3 separate regions of the Homo sapiens genome follow, and regions 1 and 2 are each linked to region 3. Evidence: chromatin loops called from intact Hi-C (ENCODE). Cell type or tissue: endothelial cell of umbilical vein. All regions are shown on one strand.

What was found. Hi-C counts contacts between places; a loop is a spot of excess contacts. Peaks named below come from ENCODE experiments on the same cell type or tissue, not always from the same donor. Only the 100,000 strongest peaks of a DNase experiment are listed, where the experiment ranks them.
Region 1: it touches region 3 in a loop (8-fold over the local background); 12 of 110 quality-filtered maps call a loop at or near these places.
Region 2: a loop joins it to region 3, with 10 times the contacts of the local background. A loop is called at or near these places in 16 of 110 quality-filtered maps.

What each region holds. Positions count from the first base shown.
Region 1 is chr10:44,930,826-44,935,825 of GRCh38, forward strand. It overlaps TMEM72 (transmembrane protein 72), which reads left to right. Exons shown (of 5, transcript NM_001123376.3): 3 at 1,173-1,244; 4 at 2,812-2,951; 5 at 3,831-5,000. The coding sequence ends at 4,309. The region is part of intron 1 of TMEM72-AS1 (TMEM72 antisense RNA 1); the gene reads right to left. Among named protein-coding and RNA genes, the nearest start is that of TMEM72, 22 kb to the left of the region's middle. RefSeq lists enhancers at 1,535-2,242, 2,243-2,949, 4,756-5,000. In endothelial cell of umbilical vein, a CTCF peak has its summit at 2,053 (motif pointing right); a DNase peak (open chromatin) is centred at 2,086.
Region 2 is chr10:46,021,058-46,026,057 of GRCh38, forward strand. The region is part of intron 1 of NCOA4 (nuclear receptor coactivator 4); the gene reads right to left. Among named protein-coding and RNA genes, the nearest start is that of NCOA4, 7.1 kb to the right of the region's middle. RefSeq lists silencers at 540-735, 2,407-2,576 and an enhancer at 2,262-2,556. In endothelial cell of umbilical vein, no CTCF peak of the experiment used is centred here; a DNase peak (open chromatin) is centred at 2,444; H3K4me3 peaks cover 868 bases; H3K27ac peaks cover 1,488 bases.
Region 3 is chr10:45,232,599-45,237,598 of GRCh38, forward strand. It overlaps the pseudogene CUBNP2. Among named protein-coding and RNA genes, the nearest start is that of MIR3156-1, 71 kb to the left of the region's middle. In endothelial cell of umbilical vein, a CTCF peak has its summit at 2,774 (motif pointing right); DNase peaks (open chromatin) are centred at 2,793 and 3,363; H3K27ac peaks cover 1,512 bases.

The DNA.
Region 1 (5,000 bases), 300 kb before region 3:
AATAACCCCAGTTTACAGCTGAGGAAACTAAGACAGAGAAAGGTCACACCTCTCACCTGTGATCACACAATCTAGAAACACCCATGGCTCTGAGGAAACCCTGACCCCAAGCCACCTTCTGCACAACACTATCCACTTTCATTCCTTCATTTATTGCAATGCTCATTAATGGAGCCCAATAAGCCCGACCCACTGTGAGCCTGGGCTGTACAGAAGAATTAGACAGGGAACGCCCTCTGGGGGTTCACAGACTAGTGACTCTGGTCATATGGTACCACATGGAGAAGTAAGAGGAGGTCACCAGACAGACTGGAGAGGGAAGGGGAAGGCCTTCCAGGAAAAGCTCACTTGTGCAAAAGCCCTGTGGCACCTGATAGCTTCTTGTGTTGTCAAGGGAACATGGAGGATAGGCAGTGAGACCCTCCGTAAGTACATATTCCATTTCCAAGGATTCTGATGTGAGTCTAGGGGTGGCCTGGGAGCCATGAATTCTACACATTCCTCAGGAGATGCTGATTGCAGGATCCATGGACCACACTGGGAGCACAAGGAGCCTTTGAGGCATCCTGTATCAGGAGGAACATGATCAGATTCAGGTGTCAGGCAGCCCAGAGTGACACAGTGGGGGAGCAGGAGACAGGCCTGGGGTAAGTGAGGAAGTGGAACTGGTGCAGGGGTCCAGGGGGCAGGGCCTGAACCCAGGCAATGCCCATGAGGTCAGAGAACAGGAGCGATTTGGAAGGTATTGAAGGAATGTAATCAACAGCTCCTGGTGACTATTTGGATAATAGGAAAAGGAAGAAGGAAAGGGTCAGGAACAGGTCCAGGTTTAAGGCTGGAACACAGGCAGTGGGTGTCCATCCTGGTGACCAGCAGGTAGAAGGATGTGCCTGCCAGTGTCACACAGGGTGCCAGGTGAAGGCCATGTCACCTGCTGGCCACGGTGCCCTCCCCACCCATCTCTGAACCCCAGACCCCACCTCTCCCCAGCATGGCCCAGTCCGGAACACGCCATGTCCTGGAGACAGCCCGTGGTGAATGTTGTCTGGGGGAATCCAGGTGAGTCCATTGGCTGTAGATGTGATGTCAGGAGGCCACGTGTGAGAAGACAGCCCTCAGGAAAGCAAAGGAAGACAGAGGCGCCAGCCTCCCTCACCTGTCTCCACCTGCAGGTTTACAGGAGCCGCTGTCTCCATATGTGAAGGGGCCTACTTTGTGGCTCAGCTGCTGGCCATCTGCTTCCAGTAAGTAGTTTCCAGAGAGACCCCTCCATTGTCCACCCCAGCCCCAGACACCACAGATGTCTCCACCCAAGAGCCCACAACCAGGGGATGTCCTGCTCCTGAAGCCACTGTGGACAGGAGCCCCCCACCGAGGTACAATCAGCCTGGCCTGGAGGTGGGCACAGGCCCAAGGGGCTCCATTGCCTTCTTTGCCCTGGTCCCAACCAAGAGAACCAACTGACACAGTCATTCAGGGCCTGTCCTTGCCCAGAATCCCCAGAAAAGTCCAGCTCCCCCTCACCAGGAGCAGCCAGTCACTGGGCCCCAGTGTCTGAGCCATCTGCCATGGGGTGAGGACCCTGCAGAAGGCCCAGCTGGGAGTGAGCAGACCTGGGTTTGGGAACTGGCTCTGTCTCTTCCTAGGGCCCGGGGGCAAGTCAGGGGCAGTATGTCTCTACACCCCTTCGTGGGGCAGGAGTGCAGACCCTGCAGGATCTCGTGAGGCCCTTGCTGCTTCCCAGCCTACACTCAGTATGTGGAAGCTGTTATCGGTGAGACCGAGGACTGCGGCTCTCAGAACCTAGACACTGGTCCCTGGGTGGTCAGTGAGAGAGCCAGTCTTCAGATCCAGATGTCCCAGCACCTTGCAAGGCCACTGGCTGCCTCTCAGGCTCACCAGCCCTAAGGCAGAAAGCTTTCCCCTTTCTGCTGAATTCCACTGCCAAGCTGTGCTTGAAACTTCAGCTGGGGAGAAGGCTGGGGAGGAATGGACCCTGGATGGACTCCACCGCACCCTGCCACCACACACACGCAGGAATGGGCACCAGGGGGCACCAGTGAGCCATGGCAGTCCAGCCTGCGAGCATAAGAGAGCAGTGCTTTGGGCCACCTGGACAGCCTGAGCACTCCCTCAAAGCTAGAGGGGCAGGATGTGGCTGTGTAGAGCCCCAGCTCTAGGCCAATTCAGAGGATGGAGGCGCTGGGTCTAAAGGCAGGCACTTGCCCCCTGTGAAACATGGAGGCAGCGCCCCTGAAGGAAGCTGCTCAGCATCAGGCTTCTGCCAGGGCTATGTGTGGTCCCTGTGTATACAGTTAGAAAAGAAGCCCTTCTGGGCCAACACTGTACTGTGCCTAAGCAAGGCTGGGTGAACAGGGCACAGCTGGGTGCCAGCCTGCTCACTCACCTGGCCAAGCCTCTTATGCAGTGCACTACAAGCACAACTGTCCCAGGCAGGTGGCTCCCAAACTGCACACTTTCTCTGCATTAGTGCAGACTTCCCAGTGAGCCCTGAGCCTCCAGCTGTCTTCCTCACTAACTCATGCAGCATCCTGAGAACATTTAACTTGCTTCCCCTTCGACCAGAAAAACAGGTCTGGGCAGCCTTTCAAAAACTTGTGGACCCTCTAGAGGGACTCAGGCAAATCCACTCATTGTGGAACCCACACCAAGGACCGCTAGGGCTTTCTGTTCAGCCAGGGCCCACTGCAGAGCATGCCCACAGCAGGGCCTGGCCCAGACTCCATGGCATCCAGTCTTGCTGGGGTTTTCCTGGGACACATTATGCTAACCTGGACTCCCTCTCCCCAGGTGTCAACCAGGGTCCCTGGCAGACAGAGTAAGGGAGAAAGCCCACTGGCTGGGCTGCTTCCAGAAGTTCCTGGCCTACCTGCTGCTGTCGGTGGCCTGCTTCCTCCACCCGGTCCTGGTCTGGCACGTGACCATCCCAGGTAAGAGCACAGGGGTAGAGATATGCAGCCCCAGCACAGGTGGACTCTGAGCAGGAGGAGCTGAGCCCCTCAAAGTCTAGCTCCAGTGGTGGCTCCAGGGACCTTACCTGCCCCACTGCCCTCTCTGACCTAGAGGGTGGACATGAGGAATCATCGGAATGCCAGACATACTCCATGCTGATCAAATGGCAGGAATGTCCCAAGAAGTGCATCCTTCCTTCACAGAGCCGTACAGAAGTGGAACCGCAAAGGGGACCTCACCTTTCCTCCCACTGACCATGTGTGGTCTGAGCTTCCCAAGGGTGTGACATGGCCACTTCCCTGCCCAAACCCTTCTGAATCTCCCCAGTGCCTACTCATTCAGGTCCAAACTCCTCAGCCTGGTTTGAAAGGCACTTCAGGGTGGGACCCCAGAAAATCTTCACAGCCTCATCTCCTACTTCCACTTCACGGGTGCATACCACTGGCCAGCTGGTTTCTGGTCAGAGAACCCAGGATTTCTTGCTCCCACCTTTTCAGTTTCATCCACGACCTTTTCTGCTAGTGTCCTTCTCCTCTCTGCTCCCTATCTGTGAAAACTGTGCCCCCTCCTCATGAACCCATCTACAATACAGGGAAGACAGCCCTCCAGGGAGACCATGTTGAAAAGCAGAGCCTCCATCCTTCCTGCCATTTAGCATCCCCATCCCAGCCTCCAAGTGGACCCCCAAATCTGATGTGGGGTGTGAGGACAAGCCAGGCAAGAGGGCCAGGGCCACAGGGGCCTGTGAATGGCCACACAGCGCCGGGTTGCAGGAGCTCTGCTGCACGACATGCTTGCAAGGACTCCGGATTTTTTCCGTGACTCCTCTAGAGCCCTGACCTCTGGCTCTTTTCCAGGCTCCATGCTCATCATCACCGGCCTGGCCTACTTCCTTCTGAGCAAGCGGAAGAAGAGGAAAGCTGCCCCCGAGGTGCTGGCCTCCCCAGAGCAGTACACAGACCCCTCTAGCAGCGCTGTGAGCACCACCGGCTCTGGGGACACAGAGCAAACCTACACTTTCCATGGGGCCCTCAAGGAGGGGCCCAGCTCCCTTTTCATCCACATGAAGAGTATCCTGAAGGGGACTAAGAAGCCCAGTGCCCTCCAGCCCCCCAACACCCTGATGGAGCTGAGCCTGGAGCCAGCCGACTCCCTGGCCAAGAAGAAGCAGGTGCACTTTGAAGACAACTTGGTCCGCATAGTCCCCTCCCTCGCCGAAGGTCTGGATGATGGGGACAGTGAGCCAGAGGAGACCACCTCTGACACGACACCCATCATTCCCCCTCCCCAGGCCCCACTCTTCCTGTCATCTCTTACAGCCACCGGCCTGTTCTGAGCGCTTGCTCCAGCCTGGAGGACGCTCAGTGAGGGGTCTACCTAGCTCAATGGCCCTCCCTGGAGTTTCAGGGTCTTCTCTGGTCAGCTTTTCAAGGGGTAACCAGACACCCCCACACTGGCTGGGCCCCTGAGGCCATCAGGAGGTGTGACTGGCCAGCATTTCTGGAGAGGCCTCGAGGGAGGCACAAACAAGGCTCACGCCACCTCAAGCCAGCACAAGCTCCTTCCTCCTGGCCACAGGTGGGGAAACCCTTATGCTTCCCCAACAAGACCATCACTGCCACTGCGCACGAGGCTGCAGGTGCCATTGACTCAGCCCAGAAGGGACAGAGGATGTCTGCCCAGCAAAAGCCTCTGGGCTTTTCTTACTCCCAACCCAGGGCACAACACTCAGTGAGGAACCTATGGTCCACCCATCTCTGCAGGCCCAGGGAAGTGTCAGTAACTTAAGCATCTCTAAGGCAGAGAAGGTGGCTGTGGGTCTTGACCAACCAAGACTGCTCAGGGTCGGGAGGGGAGGCTGCAGGCCTCTGGTGGGAGCAGCCGGGCCGTGGGCCACATTCTCTGCATGCTCTAGGGCTGGGGCTGAGCTGCTCAGGAAAACAATGCCGCTCTGTGCTCACTGTGGGAAAGCCAGGCCAGATGAGCAAAGCTCATTCCAGAAACATGGCTGGGGACTTCCAGCCTCC
Region 2 (5,000 bases), 790 kb after region 3:
TCTTTAAACTATATATGCCATGCTTACACAATGCTTTGCACAAATCTATTTGTGAAGTCTGAAGATCATGGCACCAGAATTGAGCAACTAACCACAAATGAAGTGGTTATGTAATGAAGCTAAGTCATTACTGTATGGCTTAACCATAAAATTTCCAAAGAGCTTTAACTCTTGTGACCCACACAAACTACAATTTAAAGCTGAAAAATAGCTCCTCACAAGCCTCTTTAAAAAAATAAAAAATAAAGCTGGAAAAAATCTTGGTCATCTCTTTAATATAACACTCTCATTCTACATATGAAGCCACAAAAGCCCAGATAGTTTAAGTGACCCATCTGAAGGGCCACAGCCAGAAGGGGTAAGATTTGGGTTTAGAACTACAGTTTCCAAGGTCTAGTCCTGGGTTCTCTCTCCCAGATGAGCTTGTTCTTCCTTTAGTGTATTATCACCTGTAAAGTATTTTTACTTGCCAACACTAGTGATTAAAATTAACATTCCAATGGATTACTATTGAAATAACTTCCGTTAAGATTTTCAGTCAATTTTCATAGTCCTCAGTAAATTATAACCACAATTGTTCAGAATCTTCTGCCTTGGATAACACTAACAAAAATAGTACTGGCCGGGCGCGGTGACTCACGCCTGTAATCCCAGCACTTTGGGAGGCCAAGGTGGGCGGATCACCTGAGGTCAGGAGTTCGAGACCAGCCTGACCAACATGGAGAAACCCTGTCTCTAATAAAAATACAAAATTAGCCGGGCGTGGTGGCGCATGCCTGTAATTCCAGCTAATCGGGAGGCTGAGGCAGGAGAATCGCTTGAACCTGGGAGGCGGAGGTTGCAGTGGGCCAAGGTCGCAGCCATTGCACTCCAGCCTGGGCAACAGGAGCGAAATTCCATCTCAAAATAAATAAATAAATAAATAAACAGTACCCTTGTATGTCATGATAGGCTCAGAAAAACCAAAACACTGCCAAATACCAATGCAAATAGTTTTGATTCAACGTCTGTATCACAGCCACTCCAGGCTTCATTCGTCTGTAAGAATGAAAGCTCAGACTAGATCATCTGTAACCTCACCTTCCAACTCTCACATTCTCTGCCCCCCTTGCCACCTGCCCCTGCCCCTCCAAAGACCTCTACTTTTTACTTATTTGCCTGGCATCCTAGTCATTGCTAAAAGGCCAAGCGCAGCATCTATCCACAGGATACCTATGTGTTCTATGAGTACTACACTCGAAATACTAACTGAACAATTTGGTTATCTTTGATGAGACAACCTGCATTAGACCGTCTGTAAAGCTTTTAGTTTAAAAAAATTATGTTAAAAAATATTTTGCAATTTTACCTTGAGACTTTTTTCACTTCACACGTTCTTTCTTCCGTCTTTTTTTTAAAGGTTGGTTTTGGGTTTTTTTTTTGTTTTGAGACGGAGTCTAGCTCTGCCGCCCAGGCTGGAGTGCAGTGGCGCGATCTCACTGCAAGCTCCACCTCCCGGCTTCATACCATTCTCCTGTCTCAGCCTCCCAGGTAGCTGGGACTGACTACAGGCGCCCGCCGCCACGCCCGGCTAATTTTTTTGTATTTTTAGTAGAGACGGGGTTTCACCGTGTTAGCCAGGATGGTCTCGATCTCCTGACCTCGTGATCCGCCCGCCTCGGCCTCCCAAAGTGCTGGGATTACAAGCGTGAGCCACCGCGCCCGGCCTAAAGGTTGTTTTTTATACAACTCATTAACTCAAGGATTATATACATCTTACCTTAGCCCCAGCCCATTTTAAATTCCTTATCAAGACAAGCAGTTTCTGAAATCCAGAATCTGGTTCTCTGTAATCTTTTTAAAACCACACAAACAAACGTTAATATCGCAACAGATTTAAAATAAGATAATAATAAATTCACTATTGAACATTTTAAGATTTAACACTTCAGAGTTTACTAGGCTCAGATTTGTCCACCTTTATACAAGCAACTGAGGGCAATAAATCCCAGCACATCAATTTTCTAAAGTAGTAACTGAAAACCGACCGCAAGGCATTTCTAATTCGAAAACAAGGCATTTCTAATACGAAAGCAACAGTGACTCATGCGGCTTTCTAGACTTCCCAAAAGCCCTTTCCAAGCGGCCTCAGGAGCCCTTGCCCTCGCCCCGGTCGCCGATTCGCACGCAGTTGTGCAGTCAGCCGCTGCGACCCGGCTCCTGCCCGGCGCCAGCCCTGCAAGGCTACCGGCCTCAAGGGCTCCCGCTACGGCCCCTGGGCTGCCAGACGTACCTCACAGGCCAGGTCACCGACTCACCAGCTGCCCGGCAAGCGACAGGCTGCTTTACCCCTGACCCGAGTGCGAAAGGTCCCCGAGCCCGGGCCTCGTCCCGCCCACGCGTCACACGGCAACTCCAGTTCGCCCGGGCCACTAGCGAGCTGGAGCGCTCAAGCCAAGGGCGGGGAGGAGCGGAAAACTCCGCCCATTGTTGCCCTGCTCCCAGCCAGTCCCCGCTGGCGCTCGCGGCCCCCCTGCAGCTCCCTCCCCGCTGGGCCTCCCTGCTAGACGCCTGCTGCCCCCGCCCGGCCCCCAGGGTAAGGCCAGCTAGAAGGACCTCGGATGGCACCTGGGGCTCCTCTCCAGCCTCTCCTCTCCCCACTTGCTCCACCCGATAATGGGCCCAACTCAATGAGAATTATATATGAACTATAATGAATTACATGAATTAAAATGTTTAGGACAGTGCCTGGCAATATAGCCCTACCTACCTGTGACTATCATGCTTATGGTACTTCTAGCTTTCCCTTTTCTCCAAGATAATCCTCATAGCCTGCATATGCAATCAGGCCAAAAGATGAAATCTAGACAATGTTGTAATTCTATTACCTTTCAGTCGATTTTTTGAATGTAAAATACTTGCTGTTGTCTATGCATATAAAGCTGTTTTTGTTAATATTAAGAGTAAAGCAAAATCACATGAGAAACACCAAAGGGGAACACTAAGGAGCCATTACCCTAAATTAAGTATCCCTTAGATTTCAGATGAACAGAGTGGAAGTGCCTGCTTTGTCTGTGATGCATACAATTTCTGGGACCCCAATCCAGGCATTCATTATCAAAAATAAGAAAATTTCTCCCTAATTCCAAAAGCCCTCCTTGGATAATACATTTCGTAAAGACACAAAAAAAACAGACATACTTCTGAATGACTAAAGTTACAATTTTATGGTCCTTTGTACTAATTTACATCAATGGCAACAAAGAAGGAATTCTATTAAAATATAACTCATGTCAGGAACTTTCATCTATTTTATGTGCCTCTGAAAAATGGCTGATCACAATGTAAATACAAAGAAACTTTGTTGGCCGTCACCTACTTAACCAACGGTCTCTGTTCTCTCTCTAAAAGATCCTGACCAACGCCCCAGCACAGTAAAGTCTTCAGCTACTCCCCTATGTATATGTTCACTGAGTTTCACAGTTATATTCATTTGTGTTTCTCTCCTCAAGCCAGCTGTAGCTGTTACTATAATGATGTGATTTATTAAATATTACATAAACATAAAAAGACTAAGGAGAAAGAAAATCACAAAAATCTAAAATTCTGCACTCAGACCACTTTACATGTAGCTTTTTACTCCCTTATGCTTCAGTATTTGCCCTTGTGTCTTTATAAAATGTTTAGGTTCTAAAGGGGAAAAATGCATAAGGTATTTTACCTCTCTTCTGCTTCAAGAATTTCTATGCTGTCTCAAAACAACAACCAACCATCCCAAGTAGATCATCTCATCTAAAGCAGCGTAGCTCTCCTATGGCTCCCCATTTGCCTACAGGATAAAGTCCAAATTTCTTTTAAAGGCAATAAGGCTCCTGAGTTAGGGTTCTCCAGAGAGATGGAACATTATATAGACAGACATAGATATAGACATAAAGATATATACAGATATAGATATGAGAGGGGATTTATTAGGGGAACTGGCTCATGTGATTAGCAGGCTGAGACATCCCATGACAGGCTGTCTGCAAGCTGGAGACCCTGGGATGCCAGTACCATGGCTCAGTCCAAGTGCAAAGGCCTCAGAACCAGGAAAGCAGATGGTGTAACTCTCAGTCTGAAGCCAAAGGCCTGAGAACCCAGGGGGCCAATGATACAAGTCCTGAAGCCCAAAGCCTGGGGAGCCTGGAGTTCTGTTGTCCAAAGACAGGAGAGGAAGAATGTATCCCAGCTCCAGCAAATAGATCTGCCTTTTCAATGTTTTTGTTCTCTCTGGGCCCCAGCAGATTGGATGGTGCCCACACACACTGAGGGTGGATTTTCCCCACCTAATCCACTTGGATTCACACCCCAATATCCTCTGGAAACAGACACACCCCAAAATAACATTTTACCAGGTTTCTAGATGTCCTTAATCCAGTCAAGTTGACACCTAAAATTAACCATCACAGCTGTCTATTTCCTGGCCTCACTCTGACTCTCCTGCTGTCTCCCAGAACAGCTCCCACACCCTAATCTACTGGACAGCTTTTCTATGCATAGGATAGTTTGGTTTATCTTGTGCAGCTTGGCTATGCCAGTTCTGTCAGCAATGCCAGTCTCTCCTCTTCTCCCTACCTATCTGCTTTTCAAGTCACCATCACTAACTACAAAGCCTTTCCTGACTGAGCACCTCACTCCTCAATACTTTTGGCCAATAGAGTTGGCTGCTCCCTCCTGCATTACCACTGTAATCTGTATGGGTTTCCGGCAGGACGCCTGTAACATATGTTACCCTATTGTTACATGCCTGCCTCCTTAGCCTGAGGGCTCCATGAGAGAAGAAACCATGTCTTATTTATGAATTAATAGCTTTGTACATCCTAATACTAAGCAGACAACCTGGTATCAGTACCTTGTCATTACCAACCGTTCACATTCTATGTGTGCCACTGAATCGACATAAAGAGAAAATGTCCCTGGCAATTGTACAATGCTTCACCCTAAATTCAACAGAGGCCTAAGACATTTTGGACAAACGGATG
Region 3 (5,000 bases):
ATATGTAAGTGAAATGATCACACTAAGTAAAATATGCTATTTTCATCCTCAATGTTTATAGCTTCCTCTTGGGATTTATTTTCATATACTTCTGTGGAACAGTGTGTGTTTGTCTGTGTGTTGAGGGGAATAGATGGGTCCCCGTTTTCTCTCACTTTCTGTTCATTCATTTGGCAAATATTGATCAAGTCACTGCCACACTGCAGGTATTGTTTTTAGTACTAGGGATATTAAAAAATGAGCAAAACAGGCAAAAAGCCCTGCTCTCATGATGCCCACATTACTGGGTTTTCCTGCCTCAGCCCCACCCCAAGTCATCAAAACACAGACTTATTTCCAAGATACTCACTAATTCAAGTGAGTATAGATTTTTTTCTGTAAGAGATATATCAAGGTATATGCAATATTTTTATTCCTATGCATGTCTACTTTTTACCTCCACTTTAATCTGCTTCCAAATTTCAACAACTTCTTTTATATTGACAAACTAGTATGGACAGTCAACAGAAGTTTTAGAATCTCCTTTGATTCTCCTTGTTTTTCCCATTATTCTTTCATTTGCTTGATGTTCATATTCTGTAGTTGCAAGGGATAGAGGATTTCCCTGTGAACAATGGTATTTACCATAACACAAAATATCTCCCAAATCAGGGGATGGTTTGTATTTATATTAGCAAAATAAGGAGCCACCTCTGTATGTAAATTGTATGTATATAAATGTAAGTTTACATTTTACATACATATTTACATGCATATTTACATACATACAAAAGTTGAATTGTATACTTAAGGAGTATATATAAAAAAGTATATGACTTTTGTATGTGAATATGCATGTAAATATGTATGTATGTAAAATGTAAAAGTTGTATGTATGTAAATATTAGCAAAATATTACAACTTACAAAAAGTTACATACTTACAAAAAGTTGTAAGTATGTAAATATTAGCAAAATAAGAGCTACCTCTCTATGTAAATTGACTATTTTATACTTATGTTTTACTTTTTTAAATTTATGTTTAACATTTATAAAGTGTTAAATCAGTGGTACCTTTAAGGAAAAAAACAATTACACATGAAATTATATCTACATTTATAAAAGAAAATGTAAAACTGGGAAAATACTGTAAACACCAACAGTTTAAAAATTGATGTATCTCGCTATATATTACAGCTTAACGCGGCACTGGATTAAATGGCAATCACTTCTCTCAGTGACTCAGTTTTCTTTTATCTGCAAAGTCCAGGATATACTTGTTCTTTCCACCTTACGGGATTGTCACTGTGGGGATCAAATGGGGTTATATGTTTGCAAGCCACTGAAAACCATGCCCACAAAAAAAAAAAAACCTGTCAATATAAAGTCATGATATTGTTAAAATTGTCTCTTTTCCTCCCTTTTGAAATGTTTGTAAATTTCAATTCAATGTCTAAGAGCTGGTTAGCTTCTAAATCTGATGTGTGGCACATTTACTGGGGTCTCTGTCTGTGGGCCTTCTGTGCAACCCCGTAATACAGTATCTGCTGGTCCTGCGATCACCATTTCTCACCAAGTAATGTAACTCCGTGTATAAAGATATCACTAACAAAAAGTTTATTAAGTGTTGTCTGTAGTTGCAAAAAGTTCAAGAGACCTAAATGTCCACTTAGAGGGGCTTCGTTAAATAAATTAGGCTGCACTTATGCAATGGAATACTCTCCAAAAACTAAATACGATGCACCAGTGTTTTTATTAAGATAAGATATTAATGATGTATTGGTAAGTGGAAAAAACACAACATCAAACAGTAAAAAATATGCATGTAAAATATATGCAAAGATATTCAAAGAAAGGTGTTAAGAATATATGAGAATGCTAGGGTGTTAGAAAAATTAGTCTATTTTCTGATACTTCTGAAAATAGCATTTATCAATTTTATAAATAATATATTTTAAAAAACCATCTAGATTTCCAGCTGATATAATTCTCTGTCTAGTTTGATTACAAAGCCTAAGTGATTAAAGAGCAGAAAAATTAGAAACAGATACCCACTTGCCAGCAGCCACTTTTCCCTTACTTACTCTCTTGTTTTTTGAGACAGAGTCTGGCTCTGTCGCCCAGGCTGGAGTGCAGTGGCGCAATCTCGGGTCACTGCAACCTCCACCTTCTGGGCTCAAGCGATTCTCCTGCCTCAGCCTACTGAGTAGCTGGGATTATAGGCGTGTGCCACTATGCTGGCTAATTTTTGTATTTTTAGTAGAGATGGGGTTTCCCTATGTTGGCCAGGCTGATCTTAAACTCCTGACCTCAAGTGATCCAACTGCCTGGGCCTCCCAAAGTGTTGGGATTACAGGTGTGAGCCCATACTCTCTTTAAGTATCTACTTGCACATAAAATGAGAGGACCGTAAGCACAGATGCCTGCAATATTGAATCAACATCAGATTCTGAGTTGTTGTTTGTAAAGCCCTGATATGAGCTTTACAAAAACAAACTATCAGTCACCATTTCTTCAAAGAATTCCTGCAATTTTCAGCAAGAAGTAGATAAAATAGAGCCAGGTGTCCAAATGTTCTATAGTTTTATTTATGCAGAAATAAACATGGGTATTCAACCCTAGGCGGTGCACTGACGTCACAGAGGGAGCTTTTAAAAAACAGCATGCTGTGGCTCCTCCCCGGGAAATCCTGATTCAATAGGTTTCAGTGGGAACTGGAAGTCTAATGTAAGTAACTCCACAGGTGATTCTGAAGCAGAGCTGATTTTGGTAACTATTAATAGTAATTTAATGCAATGCCCACCAGATGGCACTCATGCTCCGAGAATAGAAAGGCAAGTCGGAAAACTGCTCAATTTGTTAAAGGCTGTGCTTTGTACTCTGCATGTGTCTGCCTTTAAAAGCCTACACCAGGCCGGGCGCAGTGGCTCACGCCTGTAATCCCAGCACTTTGGGAAGCCAAGGTGGGCGGATCACCTGAGGTCAGGAGTTCAAGACCAGCCTGGGCAACATGGCGAAATCCCGTCTCTACTAAAAGTACAAAAATTAGCCGGGCGTGGTGGCAGGCCCCTGTAATCCCAGCTACTCACGAGGCTGAGGCAGGAGAATTGCTTGAACCTGGGAGGCGGAGGTTGCAGTGAGCTGAGGTTGTGCCCCTGCACTCCAGCCTGGGTGACAAGAGCGAGACTCTGTCTCAAAAAAAAAAAAAAAAGTCTACATTAAGTGACTCATTGTCTAAACATAACAAATGGGAATATAAAATGTTTGTTCTACTCACGCCTCTGCAGTATGGTCCATAGGATGGAGAGCTGACGTTGGGCCCATCGTAGAGTGTGAGATAGTTCTGGACACAGTCTCCTGGATCGTCAATGCTGATGAAGTAAAAGTTGACAGTGAGAAGCCTTCCAGCAGGAGCTACCAGTGCCCACTCGCAGTTCGTGTTGTTTGGATAGGTGCCTGGATAGCCAGGGCTGGTGAATGAGCCTCTGTCTCCATAAAGAGTTCCACCACATCCTGCAAGGAAAACAGGACAGGAAGTTTGATTCAACAATGTATAAGCCATCCAGTCTGGCTTGTTAGGCAATAAGACTTCATTTTCTTAAGGTGCTGAGACTCTGCAAGAATAATAGAGGCAGAAACCGCTTTTCCTGTTCCTCTTCTTTGGGCTACACCCTTTCTCCTCACTTCCCCTCTCTTCCCATCGCCACCACCACCTCTTCCATCCTCAACACACATGCCTTTGCCTGCATATCACGATCCAAGGACAACTTCCTCCAGGACTGTACTTTGAAAATCGGGGGTTGACAGCAGAATGGAAAACAATCAAACAAACAAAAACAAAACAAAACAAACAAACAAAAACTTAATAAAGTAACTGTGGGAGAAAATCAAGTTGTTGCCTCTGTGCTTTCGATGGTGCGGAGATCTTTGCTTACCCTGAGTTGATGCCAATGATGTGAGTGAAGTAAAATTAGAAGGAAAATTCAGCACTAAACCAAGAGGAAGTGTGTGATTGTAGGTGGTGGCAGGAATGACTTCATTATAAAAGTAACTTTACCACCCTAATAACTGACATACTTAAGGTCGAATACTTCAAGTTTTGGTGTTAATTTGTTCAATTTGTTAATCTGTATATGAAGGCTGTCATGATTTAGACTACATATAGACTACATATCTGTGGAGATCCAGATCGCCTCCAGGACAGGAAGAAGCTGGCTGTCATAGTTACGGAGCACCTGGCTGGGCCTTTGACCACCGAGGTCTAGTCCCATCTCCACCTCAGTCTAGCAGAGCATTTTGGGCAACTCATTAATCTTGGTGGGTTTTTTTGAGATAGAATCTTGCTCTGTCACGCAGGCTGGAGTGCTGTGGTGTGATCTCAGGTCACTACGGCCTCCATCTCCCAGGTTCAAGTGATTCTCCAGTCTCAGCCTCCCAAGTAGCTGGGATTATAGGCATGCACTACCATGTCCAGTTAATTTTTGTATTTTTAGTGGAGACAGGGTTTCACCATGTGGTCTAGGCTGGTGTGGAACTCCTGACTTCAGGTGATCCAGCTGCCTTGGCCTCCCAGGGATTATAGGCGTGAGACACCACACCCAGCCTAATCTTGGTGTTTTATTTCCTCGTCGATAAAATTTGAGCATTGGAAGTCATCTTTGTCTTCCTTTGGGTGCCAAAATTCCATTACCCACGATTATCTTAATAGAACCATTTTCTTAAGGTATTTAAAGTGATTTCTGTTTATCTTTTTTTATTTGGAATGTATGTTGGTATTTGAGGACATTTCATAAAGGTATTTCTCCTCTCTTGCATTAAATGTATTGACATGACTTAAATTTTCTTTAGCTGTTTGAAAAGTGGCCAACCAAAAATATGAGAGGATACTTACTACCCTAAAAAAGCAATTTCTCTCCAGGACTGCCAACAAATGTCAGGGCCTGTGAGAAGCACAACCATTCATATATATGCCAGAATGTGTTCATAAGTTGGATTTTTGGTAAATATTTTTCCTTAAATTGT